Linked DNA regions of Mus musculus: region 2 is linked to region 1. Evidence: chromatin loops called from intact Hi-C (ENCODE). Cell type or tissue: left cerebral cortex. All regions are shown on one strand. Links, peaks and the distances in the headings refer to the core of each region. The heading gives the core; the rest is flanking DNA.

Region 1 (6,061 bases), core at 305-5,304:
AAGCACTGGAGACAGCCCTCTTATTTGGTTTTCGCCTTGATTCTGAGGAGAAGCGGGGATCTCTGAATTAATGCTGTCCAGACCGAGGGTATCTGGGATAGATCTCTGGCCTTCTTGGGAAAACAAAACCCAATATTAACACCGCTTCTCTCGGGCTCCCCAAACAAAACCAAAACAAACACACACATGCAAGGCGATGCCGTTTCGCCACTACTAGTTAAGCGGACTGCGCCTGGATCGCCACGCTCCTGCGGTCTGGCCAGGGCGAAGTTCCCGGGTCTCGGCTCAGCGCTGCGGGGACTTTCACCTGCTGGGCGCGCGCGGGGCGCGGGGCGCGGGGCGGACCCGGCGGCGGCGGGCGGGGCTCTAGCGCGCGGGAGGAGTCGGTCCAGGCCCGCCCCGCAGGAGGAGCCGCGGGCTGGCAGCCGATCCGGCGTCTCCGTGACAGGCACCCTGCTCCGCCGCCACCGCCACCACCGCCGCCGCTGCCTTTCTTCCTCGTCCCGGGCCGTGCGCGCCGAGCTCGGGATCGGACTCCCGGTCTAGTCCCGCTTCTGGCCGTGCGCCCTTCGCTCGGCGTCCCGGTCCGGGGCTCCGCGCCGCTCGCTCCCGCCTGCCCGGCCGCCTGGCCGCCTCCCCGTAGTCAGAGCGCGGCCACCGAGCTGCTCGCGCCAGCCGCATCCGCGCCGCCCCTGCCGCTCGGCCCTCGGGAGGCTCGGCTCCCGGTTCACCCCTGCCACCTCCTGGCACCCAGGCTGCCCACCTCACGACCCGGGTCCTCGCCGCCGCCTCGCCCGGCCCCACTGTTCTCTGCACAGGGTCTCGCCAGCTCTTTCTCGTCGCCGCCACCGCCGCCCCCTTGGAGCAGCGGGTCCGCCGCGGGTCACCATGCCCAGCAAAACCAAGTACAACCTTGTGGACGATGGGCACGATCTACGGATCCCTTTGCACAACGAGGACGCCTTCCAGCACGGCATCTCTTTTGAGGCCAAGGTGAGGGGCCACCGGGAGGGCAGTGCCCTGAGAGGGCAGGTCTGGGGGAATGGGGTGCCAGCGGTCCTGGACTCAGAGCAGGTGGGCTAGGCCTTTCTCAGCTCTTGCCCAGAACAGCTAAAAATGAGCACCTGCAAAGTTTGAGGTGTACTGCCTCTTCCCCGTCTCCTACCTGCAGACACCCCATCCTCGCCCGCCAAGGCTGGATTGAGTTACTTCCCGGAGAAGGCTGAGCAGCGCAGCCTGCATGTCTGGCTCTTTAGAAAGCTTTAAGGAAGCGCTGGTGTTATTTACCTGCTGGCCTCCCATGAGAGAGGTGCTTTTGGAGGTGTTTTAAAAGGAGAATGCTTGTTTCCTGACCGGTTTTTAAAAAAGTTATATATATATGTGTATATTTCACACACACACACACACACACACACACACACACACACACACACACACACACACTCATTCCAAGTAGTTGAGTGTAGGTGTTAAAAGTTACTTCCCAAATGTCTGCTTTTGGACACTTTAGCATGTGTCAGTCATTGGTGTAGTAGTGGGGTGAAACCTGTTTTCTAGTTTTGTGGTGCACTGTTAAATCTCAGCAGTTGCTGATGAAGAATTTAGCCCAGACTGGAATTTGCAGGGTCAAGGCCAAAGCCACCCTTGGGGGAGGGGTGGAGTGGAAACCTCGCTGGACCAGTGGTTGTGTATAAGACAGGCAACCCGGTGACCTGACCATGAGGCACCTCTCTGTGTAAGGAGTTCTGGCTTCTAAGACTGCAGTGGAGTTTCCCGGAATGGTGCTTTTCAGTGGAAAAGGCTTCTGCTCGTGACTGATGCCCAGTCCTACCTATAACTTAAGGAAAGAAACGCGCAGGGATGCTCAGCATGCACAGTGTGCTTGTTACTGAGTGGAATTTAAGCGAGCTCTGTATAGATTGGGTTTTGAGAACAAGACTTTTGACAAAAGGCAGACTTGCTCCGTTCTCTTTTCTGCAGTGACCCGCAGGTTAGCCTGTTGTGCAAGGACTGCCGTCAGGTGTCAATTTCCTTTAGTTTGCAAAACATCATTGGAGTGTCAGATGCCCAGAGGTCATTTATCTTTACAGTTCCTCCCCTTTTCTCATGCAGATGGATGAATTGGTGACTCATATCCCCCCCAAACCCCAACTTTTCTCAGTCATATCTTCTAGAATTAGAGTTACCTCTTCACCCTATTGATGTCAAACTCTCCCTCGGAATACAGAGCTGGATTGCTGAGTAAAGGGGATCTGTCAGCCAAGATCCTATCTCACGTCTCTATCTCGGAATAGATCTGGTTGGCCTAAGATATGGGGTGTTTGGGCTCCTGTATGTCAGGGCCTATGGATTTGGTAAGCAGTTTCTTAAAAGTATAATGTTTTTTATTATGGTTAAGATTTAATTTTCTTGGTTATGCATACACTAAGAAATTGGCATTGTCTTGCTTGGTTAATCACAGTGTTCTATTAAAATATATATTTTTATTATTTTAAATTGTGTGTCCGTGTGTGTGGTTATGTGCATGTGAATGAAGGTCCCCTGGAGCCCCCTGGAGTCTCCTGGAGTCCCCTGGAGCTGGAGTAACAGATATTTCTGAGCTTCTGAACTCTTTGAAGTAGGTTCTGGGAACTGAACTCAGATCTGCTGTAAGAGCAGTGTGTGTGTTCTCAGCCACTCACTGAACCATCTCTCCAGCCTCATCAGAGCCTTTTCTTTTTAGAGAACTAGTGGGGGAAAGACTAGGACGATTTAAAGTTTTTTTTAATTTTTATTTCTTTATCTTTTATTCTTTTCTCATGGGCCTCTGCATTTGGTTCCAGATAGGTGTCAAAAATCTAATGTGTGCACATACAAATTGCAAGAAAAGTCCAATTCTTAGTATAATCCGCAGTTGGAATGCTGAGGCAGGGGGACTACCATGAGTTGGTAGCTTGCCTAGGATACATTGTCCTAGCTGAGAAAACCAACCACCCAGCCAACCAAAGAATAGTTTTAGACAAAATAGTCCAATTCCTCTATGCCCAATTGGGCTGCTGTATGTCTGGGCCTATGGATTTGGTAAGCAGTTGATATATTTATGGGACGTGTGTAGCTTTAGTGAGTATTGAGGTGGCCTAACAAAGCTGTTTGCAGTCCTTAAGAAATACTGAGCTTGAAGCTTGGCTCCAACTTCCTAGATCCCACTCTTTTTTCCCCCCTCTAGTACTAAACGTGTAGTTTCTTTTCTAAGCAAATGTCTGGGGGCTGCGTGGTGTAGTTTCTATAGTAACTCTCTAGATTCACAGACAGTGGTGGTCAGTAAGAAGAGGAGCCGTGGCTGGTCTAAGTTGTGTTCCCAACGCAGATCTGAAACACAGGGGGGCAGGCATGTGTAGTAACGTGAAGTAGAGAAGAAGAGACAAGGGTAGGTGGAGCTTCTCTAGGCCAGGCTGACGTTATGGACTGGGTTCTGAATTCTGGCTCTTGGTAGTTGATGCTGGACTCTGGCATATTCTTCAGATACCATGTCAGCCAAGACCTGCTCAGAGGCAGAAACAGAAGATCATCTCTTTGTGTGCCGTCACTCCCGACCGACCCTGGGCATGCCAGTTAGTGCCTCTGTAGCTAGCTTCCATCTCTATTGAGCAGTGTCTGTCCTGAGGCATGCATCATCATGGGCATTTCAGGGTTAAAGCACAAGGCACTTGCTCCTTGTTTTGGAAAAGCACCAACTGGAAAATGCAAATGTCTGGTTGCCTTGCTAGGCACCTTGGAGAAGGAGCCCAAGGCTTCCTTTCCCAAGGGTTGGCAGCTTTTCAGAAGCAACACTGGATGGAGAGATTCTCTGGATGTATGCCTCTAGTTTTTCAGAGTTCCACAGAAACACAAAGATTTAGGATTACCTGGGAAGACATGTCCCTGGCTGAACTTCCGTGTTCTTAAATACACATACCTTCCGGTATCGGTTGGTAGAGTGCTTGCCTACCATGCGTGAAGCTCTGGGTCACATCCTCAACACCACTGGTCTAGGTGTGGTGGTGCACACCTGCAATCCCAGTACCCCGGAAGTGGAGGGAGGAGGATGTGGGTACCCGAGACCCTAGCTTCCTGCATGCACCCCACCCCAAATGCATATCACAATGAAGCCCAAACTATATGCTTTCACCTGCAAAGCTTCACTTAAGTCTTTCTACTTTTTTTAAACCATGCATGTCTCCATATGTCTGTTTATATGAACTAGGATATAAGGCTCAGGGAGGCTGTTGCCTGCCATGGTTCTCACAGCCGAGTTGATTAAAGCTAGCCTTTGGTCTCTTCCATCCTTCAAATGCTTATATATTTGGTAATTTTTAAATGTCTTAGTTGCATGCCGCTGATTGTTGCACTCTGAAGTACTAACTCTGAAGACTTTCGTAGCGATTGTTACACTGAGTGTTGTCTGTTTCTCACAGAGTTTGTAAGCATCAGATAATGGAGACTATTTGACATCAGTTGGACTTTGGTCACTGTGACGGAATACCCAATCCATACAACTTAAAGAAGGAAAGGTTTATTTTAGCTCATGGATTCAGATGGTTCAGTCCGTGGTCCTAGTTCCTGGTTCTGATGGCAGAGGGGAACCCTAGCCTTGCAGGACCCCTCACATACTTGACATGCAGCCAGCGGGAGGGCAGCGCTCAGGTGTTTACTTGCCCCGCAGAAGCAAATGCTCCACACAGTGGAGTGATCTTTACCACCCATCGGGATGGTGGAAGCATGTGGCAGAAGTCACCCACCTCATGGCATAACGGAAGCAGAGGTAGCTGGTGGTGAGCAGACTGGGGACCAGGTACAGCTTTCAAGGCATATCCTCGTTATTTCCTTTCTCGAGCTAACACCCACTTTGTGAAGTTTCTACTACCCCCTAAAATAGCACCATGAGCTGGGGTTGAAGAGTTCGATATGCGAGCCTGTGGGGATGTTGCTGTAACCACAGGCTTTTCCACCTGAGCCAAAGTTCCTGAAATAACCACTCTGAGGTTGAATTATTTGTGAATAAAATATCCTAAGCCATAAACTTGGGTTGGTTCCCTGACTGGCTTGTGACTTAACCCATTTATTCTATTCTAATTTCTGCCATGTGGCTAGTTACCTTGCCTCAGGTTCATAAGACTGTCTATATCATCATTATGGCGAATCTCCTCCCTGCCTGATGCAGTCCCAGAATCCTCACTCCCCAGTGGACCTCCCTCCTCCTAGTTCCTACCTAAGCTAATAGGTCAACAACCTTTTATTGACAGATGAATCTTCCATACACTACACAAGAGATTTTCTCTACATATTGCATTTCCAAACCATAATGTATTGAACACTTATGGGCCCTACATTGTTCTAGCATCTGTCTCCTTTGATCAGTACCCTCCAGGGCATATGACCCCCTGGTCTGTGGCTGCCTTACCTACTCATGAAATAGTTGTTCCCTCTGTATGCCTAGCAGATACTCTCTGGACTATGGCTCAGATTGTCAAAACCGAATGGCACCTTAGCTATCTAGTGTAGACGTACTTTTTGGATGGAAACAGAGGACCCAAGGTACATAACCACATAATAACAGAACTACCGCTAATCTCTGGATACAGTTATCTGTTGCTGTCTAGTAAACAACCATAAGACTCAGGCTAGGAACAACAGCTGTGCATTTTGCTAATGATCCATGGCCTGGGAATTCAGGTAGGGCTTAGCCCAGCTGTACACAAGGTGAATAGCATGGTGGGTCTTTTGTTTGGTAGGGCACTGTTAAGGCTTGGCTCTGTGAGTTTTACAGGATCTCTTCTGCTGTCTTCTGTTGATCATAACTGACTATAGGGGTAAAGAAATATACTCCACTTCTCTTGATGTGTTTGAATATGTGAATGTGAGTGCATATGTGGAGACCATGGTTCAACCTAGAGTAGTGTGTGTGTGTGTGTGTGTGTGTGTGTGTGTGCTTGTATGTGTCTGTGAACCATATATATGTAGTGTCAGCAGAGGCCAGAAGAGGGCATTGAATCCTCTAGAGTTATAGACAGCCATTATGTGGGTGCTGGGAACTGAATCTGAG
Region 2 (6,061 bases), core at 325-5,324, 180 kb after region 1:
AGAGGCCATTGGATACCCTGGAACTACACTTTAGATGGCTGTAAGCCACCATGTGGGTGCTAGGAGCCAAGCCCTGGTCCTCTGAGAGAGCAGTATGTGTTCTTAATGCTCAATTTTCATTCCAGCCCCATGATGACACATTTTCATTGTAGTTTTGTCTTTGGGAGAATTTTGGACAGCCAGAATCATGTGGAATGTGATCTGTTGAGACTGGCTTCTACCAAGCAGCACTGTGTCTTTGAGATATATTGTACTTCCTAATATTTATATCAATAGTTCTATCCTTTGTATTAAAATGGTTACATGTGAACCAATTCACTTGTAATTTTCTGTAGTTACTCGATGTCATCCATGAACTACATTGTTTCCATTTTATTATATAACAAATATTTTAAAAATTGGAGACAGAGTCTTATTATGTTGTCCAGTCTGACCTCAAACTTGTGATCCTCCTGCCCCAACTTGCTGAATGCTGGGGTCACAGATAGGCAAACAAGAGCTCATTAGTAAAATCGGATACATTGCCCTTTTTTTTTTATAAATAAAAGTTTCATCAGTCTATGGCCACATGTATTTATCAGTGATTATCTATTGTTACTTACATGTTTCTGTGTCAGACTTACATAGTCACAATAGAGAAAACATGGCCCTCAATGAATAAAGTAACAGTTTCACTAGAAAAAAATTGCTGACTCATGTAGCTGTGGCTGCTGCTGGGCATGAGTCGGAATAGACACTTTGGTGTAGTTAAAACTGAGTCCTAGAGCTAAGGAGATAATAGTTCACTTGTATCTGCATTGTATAAGAATAAATATATCAGTTTGGATCCTCAACACCCAGCACCCACAACAATAGCTGGGGGCAACAGAGCATGCAGATTAGGTGGGTCCCTGCAGCTCATTAGCCATCCAGGCTAGTAGCCATGCTCAGTGCACATGTGTTCACGCACACACACACCACACACACAAAACACTTATGTGCTCACACCTATAGAAGCATGTATGCTAACCTTCTCTTCATAGAAAACAAAGGATACTTATGTTTTTCCTACCCCAACACCAGACATGTTTTTACCCAGGACCATGGGTTATCCGAGGACCATGGAAAATCTGATCTAAGCTTGGAGCAGCTTCGGTGAGGGGCTGAAGGGAAAGCTGAAGTGGAGCTCATTTGTGGTGCACTGCATCAGCTGTGAGGATGGGGAGACAAGGACAACAGAGTGATTAGATGGCCCATTCTTGGTTTCTGTGGTCAGCTGTAACTTCCATTGCCCATGGTCTTCAGACTTAGCTACATAATAAATTTACCTGCATGTTCCGTATCTTCTTCAGCACCCCAGCTATGCTGTGTAGACGATGTCAATCAAACTGTTTACGAGTGAATCTGGATGAGAGCATTTTATGTTTGCCACGTAGTTCCAGTGCTTAGCATACCTTGAGAACATTTGTCCCTTTGACCTCAAGGAAGTATTGCTGCTGCCTGCTGACCGTAGATCATTCTTGGCCTCTGATAAAGCCTCTACTCTGAAAATTTGTCGTGTGAATTCTCACATCTTTACCGTGATGTATCAGAGCTGTATGAGTTTTATCGTTTGTGTGTTAGAATTTGACTTTTGGCTGTTTCTGAGAAATAGCGTGTGCGGGATGTTTATATCACTTGAAATATTGATGTATTCTAATGCCTGGAATCAGAATGTTAGCAGCCAACAGCTCTAGAGTCTTGCTGTTCAAAGCTGCTTCTTAGAGTATAACTGTTATTGAGACCTTTTGGAAATTAAGGGTCCTTGGATGCCTTCAGTCCTGCAGAGCTTACTCATAAGGACCTTAAGAGTTGTGAAACACGACTTTAAAGTATATCGTAGGTGGATGCTTGGTGGTGAGGCACACAGCAATTGTAATGGAAGAAACTGCTTTTCAGAGATTCCATTGTTCCCTTAGAGGCAGAATGACTGACAGCTGTTATGACTTCTAACATCTTTCCCAGTTCTGATTTTATTATTGTTCTCCTTGTAATTTCCCCAGCATCTCCTTAGAATCCTTCCTGCATCTTCTCTGCCTCTCCACCCTTGGTGTTCACTGCAGGCTCCATTCTTCCTCCTGTAGTTTTTGTATCAGCCTCATGCCTGGATCTCTCAAGTCCCTGAGAGGAGAGCACAGTCTATTCTCTTACCTCTTTCTTACCTTCAGTTACAGGGGAGAGTCAACGTTTCAAGGACTTGAGGCTGTAAAAGGAGTCCCAGGGACTGCCTGGCCTCTGTCAATTCCCCCTGACTCTCTTTCCTAGTTCTCTGGTGCAAGATGCATAGTAGAGCCTTTGTGCTCTCCTGTGCTGTCTTCATTGAAGGCATTACTACTTTTTCCAGCCATGGGATTTATAGACCATTTTTCCCTCGTTCTTCCTCTCAGCCTATAACTTAATATTTGATGCATGTTCCTGCTCTTTCCTGGATTTCTTGTTTCCAGTGTCATTCCTTCTAAGTCCTCAGTGCTGGTGCCAAGATCATGTTCAACATCTGCCTCTCTATTTTTTCACTCTCTAAACACCCTTAAGCATGATGCTCCCTCCTACTTTCAGGATAAAGCCGCATCTCCCATTTCCTCTCCATCCACATCCTTTTCCTTTCGTATCTTTGTTTCTTGCTCTGAGGCCCACCTGATGTCACCAAACACCTTCATGTCTTTGTCTCTGTACATTTACCTTCATTTCTCCATGTGCCCATCCTACCTATCTGGGTTCTGAAGTTTGTATTGTTCCAGGACATTTCTCAGATGCAGCCTAAACCAATTCACTCACCTCGTAAAAGAGAAGATGATACTCAGAGAGGTCTGAGGACTTGACAAGGTTGCAGGAAGCACTGCACATGCTTGTTATGAAATTCACATTAGGGTTCAGTGTGGCTTTGTCTTAGAACTTCATGAAAGTTTTTCCATTTAACTTCATAAGTTAAGTGTGGGATGTGTGGGGTGGATGTTGAGAGATCCCCAAGATCATAAAACATGCCTTTTATAGAGAAAGGGAGGAAAATCAAACTTGAGAGACAGAAGGATCCATCATTTGTCTTGTAACCATTTTTTTTTCCTGAAGAAGAGAATCTTAAATCGTGACTCCACTAACTCTGGGAAGCGTTTATTCTTCCTGCTGTGTGAGCCTGTGGCTGTGAGTTGTCCCTGTGAGCAGTGCTGTTCCCCTCCCCGCTTTGTGTGATGCATCACATTCACCAGTTAAAGGAAAGCCTGGCCTAAATACCAGAGGAGAATGATAGAATTGGTTAGAGTTGTTAACTGTGTTATGTTTTCAGATTGTCCTCTTTCTCCACCTCCGATTTTCCTCCAAGACAGGGGCTCTAATGCAGTGGACTCTCCTTGCTGCTGAGCCATACAACCATGGGGGAAAACCTGAACATCTGTCCTGAACACGTGCACACTGTTTTTTTTTTTTTCTTCACTAGTCCCTAAGCAAGGGAGTACGGCAACTGTTTCATAGCATTTACATTTGCATAATGGACTACAAGTCACCCAAAGATGATTTAATGTATACAAGAGGATGTGCAAAGGTTATATGCACGAGTGACACTGTTTTATGTAAGGGACTTCAGCCTCTGTGGTTTTAGGGTATCTGCAGAGGATCACGGGGCCAACCCCTACAGAGTGAGGGATGTCTGGCCTTGTTTCTAATGGGCGGTGGGAGTCACTAGAAGGAAAGGCAGCCCAGAAGCAATGAGATATTTTTAGGCTGGTACTTATCTTGCTCCATAGATCAGTCTGTCAGGCCCTCAATCATTTGGGATAGCTGGTCGGTTCCCCATGACCTGTTAACATGTTCCTAGCCAGGGAAAAAAGCAATGGCTATATTCTGGCTATATATATATATAATGGCTATATATATAGTCTTGTCTCCTCTCTACAAGGAGCAGCTGCCACTCCTGAGCTCCCCTGAGTACACAGCCCCAAATTGCCTATGCTCCAGGCTGCCACTGCCTTTCCTTGGAAGGCCTGCCTAATTTGCCCTCTTCCATCATTCTGGTCTCTTGATGCTGTGCAAATGCCTCCTACCCATAAAACATCTGTGTCTGGACGAACGTCTCCCCCACCTTCTCAGTCTTTCCGACAGCTACGAACTTGACTGCGTCCTGCCTGGAAGCCATCTATGTTCAGAAGGTCCTTTTACTGTGTTTTTCTGACCTTGTTAGTATTCTGTGCTTTCCCCAGGTCATTGGCATGTGTTCCTGAGCATTGAAGGCGGTAGAAAAGCAGTAGAAGAAATGAGGTCAGGCTGTGTTATTGGGGTGGGAAGAACAAGTGGGGAGGATGGGAGAGCTTCCCACCTAGGAGACTAGAAATGTCGCTGGCCCCATAATTTCCAGTTAGGTCCTCTTCCTTTTCTTGCTTCCTGTTTTAAGATAGGGTTTCATATACATCAAAGCATTTGTTAAACATACACTAGATAAATAGAGATGTTAATGAATAATTTTATCTCCTTGAGGAAGTAAAATTATGGAGCCAGTGAAAGAGATAGACGTCAGGCAACAATGACAAAGCTAAGTATCAAGAGATGTGAGTTCCAGGCTTGGGTTTTCTGCAGAGGGACCTGGAGGGAAGTCTTTTATCGGCCTTGGATACCAGCTCTCTTCATCTGTGTGAAGAAAACCTAGGTCAACCTTTGTGAATCGAAATGGTTCAAACATAGGTTTCCTCTAGAAACTTTTAAAGTGAGGTCTTACAGACATACAGAAGCTCAGAGTCTATGTGTGTGCATGCACACACATGATCGTGCACAGCACCAGACACCTGTCATGTAGCAGGACTTACTTCCAGTGTATTAGTCATGATTTTAGCAGCCTTTGGTTTAAAAAATGCATGATGGCGAACCTCAGTGATCCTTCCTTAAGAATTTGTATTTAAGCTGTTACGATAATAGATATAATAAACAGTAGTATAAGTATGACCCATATACATTGATTTCTTCCAAGGCACCTCTTTTTTCTTTCTTTTTGGCTTAGGGATATGAGTTTCTTATCACTATGCTAAAAGCCTCTGACAGAAACATCTTAAAGGAGGGAAGGGTTATTTTTGGATAAGGGTCTTAGCTATTTCAGTCTGTGACCTGCTGGGTCTCTACTATGGGACTGAGGCAAAGCTGACCATCACAGCAGGGAGCATGTTGCTCACCTTGTAGTGGTAAAAGTGAGAGATTTGCTTACAGGTCTGGTCACACAAGCACACTGTTGTCACGGGCAAAGGGGGGTGATCCTTCTGGATCAATTGAAGAAGCAAATTGTAAGTGATCATCTGAGATAGCTGTGAGAAGGATCTTCTAAATGTCGCCCAGACCTGTTATGGCTGGAGTGAAGTCTCTAGGTGTCATTGCAGAGTGTCTGGGTGTCAATGATGGCGCAGTGGTAGTGCAGTGAATCCTGTGACTGGAATGTACAGGACACTAGTGGCTGTTTAAATCTCTTACCTGACATCAGAGGGCTAGACTGGAGTTCCCAAAAGCAGCAGATTTTGTATTCATTCCGTTTCATTTCCTTTTCCCCTTTTCTTTCCTTTTTATCCCCTCTGCTGAGAATTGAAGCCAATGGCTTACACATAGTGTTGTGCCATTGATCTACACCTCAAGCCTTTGGACTCCAACTTGGAGCAATCCTCCTGCCTCTGCTTTCCAAATGCTCGATTACAGCTGTATATACCACAACACCTTGCTTCTTGGTTCTTATGTTTTTGAGACTAGGTCTAATTAAGAAGCTCAGCCTGCATAAACTTGCTATGTTACCTAAGATGGCCTTGAACTTGTGACCCTCCTCCCTCAGCCCACCAAATACTAGATTGTAGTTGTAAGTCATTACCCCTGGCAATCAGAAAGTTATGTATTTAGCCAAAATCATGGGTTCTGTGCAAATGAAGTTGTGGTTGGTGCTGGCCCAGGGGCTTTAGAAATGATGAAAGTTTCTTACAGTCCTTGACCTGGGAACCGAGAAGATAACAGCTGAGTGTTGGATCAGTTCATTACCTCTACCTGGTCAACTGGCCAGGAATGGAGGAACAGCCCAACAGTGTTCAAT

What was found. Peaks named below come from ENCODE experiments on the same cell type or tissue, not always from the same donor. Only the 100,000 strongest peaks of a DNase experiment are listed, where the experiment ranks them.
Region 2: it touches region 1 in a loop (4-fold over the local background); 3 of 42 quality-filtered maps call a loop at or near these places.

What each region holds. Positions count from the first base shown.
Region 1 is chr1:170,584,192-170,590,252 of GRCm38, reverse strand. Nos1ap (nitric oxide synthase 1 (neuronal) adaptor protein) reads left to right here and starts at 404. Exons shown (of 10, transcript NM_001109985.2): 1 at 404-993. The coding sequence starts at 889. In left cerebral cortex, for the core only: a CTCF peak has its summit at 3,348; DNase peaks (open chromatin) are centred at 1,764, 2,626, 3,291, 3,751 and 2 more places; H3K4me3 peaks cover 4,003 bases; H3K27ac peaks cover 1,724 bases.
Region 2 is chr1:170,399,993-170,406,053 of GRCm38, reverse strand. The region is part of intron 2 of Nos1ap (nitric oxide synthase 1 (neuronal) adaptor protein); the gene reads left to right. Among named protein-coding and RNA genes, the nearest start is that of Spata46, 94 kb to the right of the region's middle. In left cerebral cortex, for the core only: no CTCF peak of the experiment used is centred there; DNase peaks (open chromatin) are centred at 2,570, 3,216 and 4,172; H3K27ac peaks cover 4,203 bases.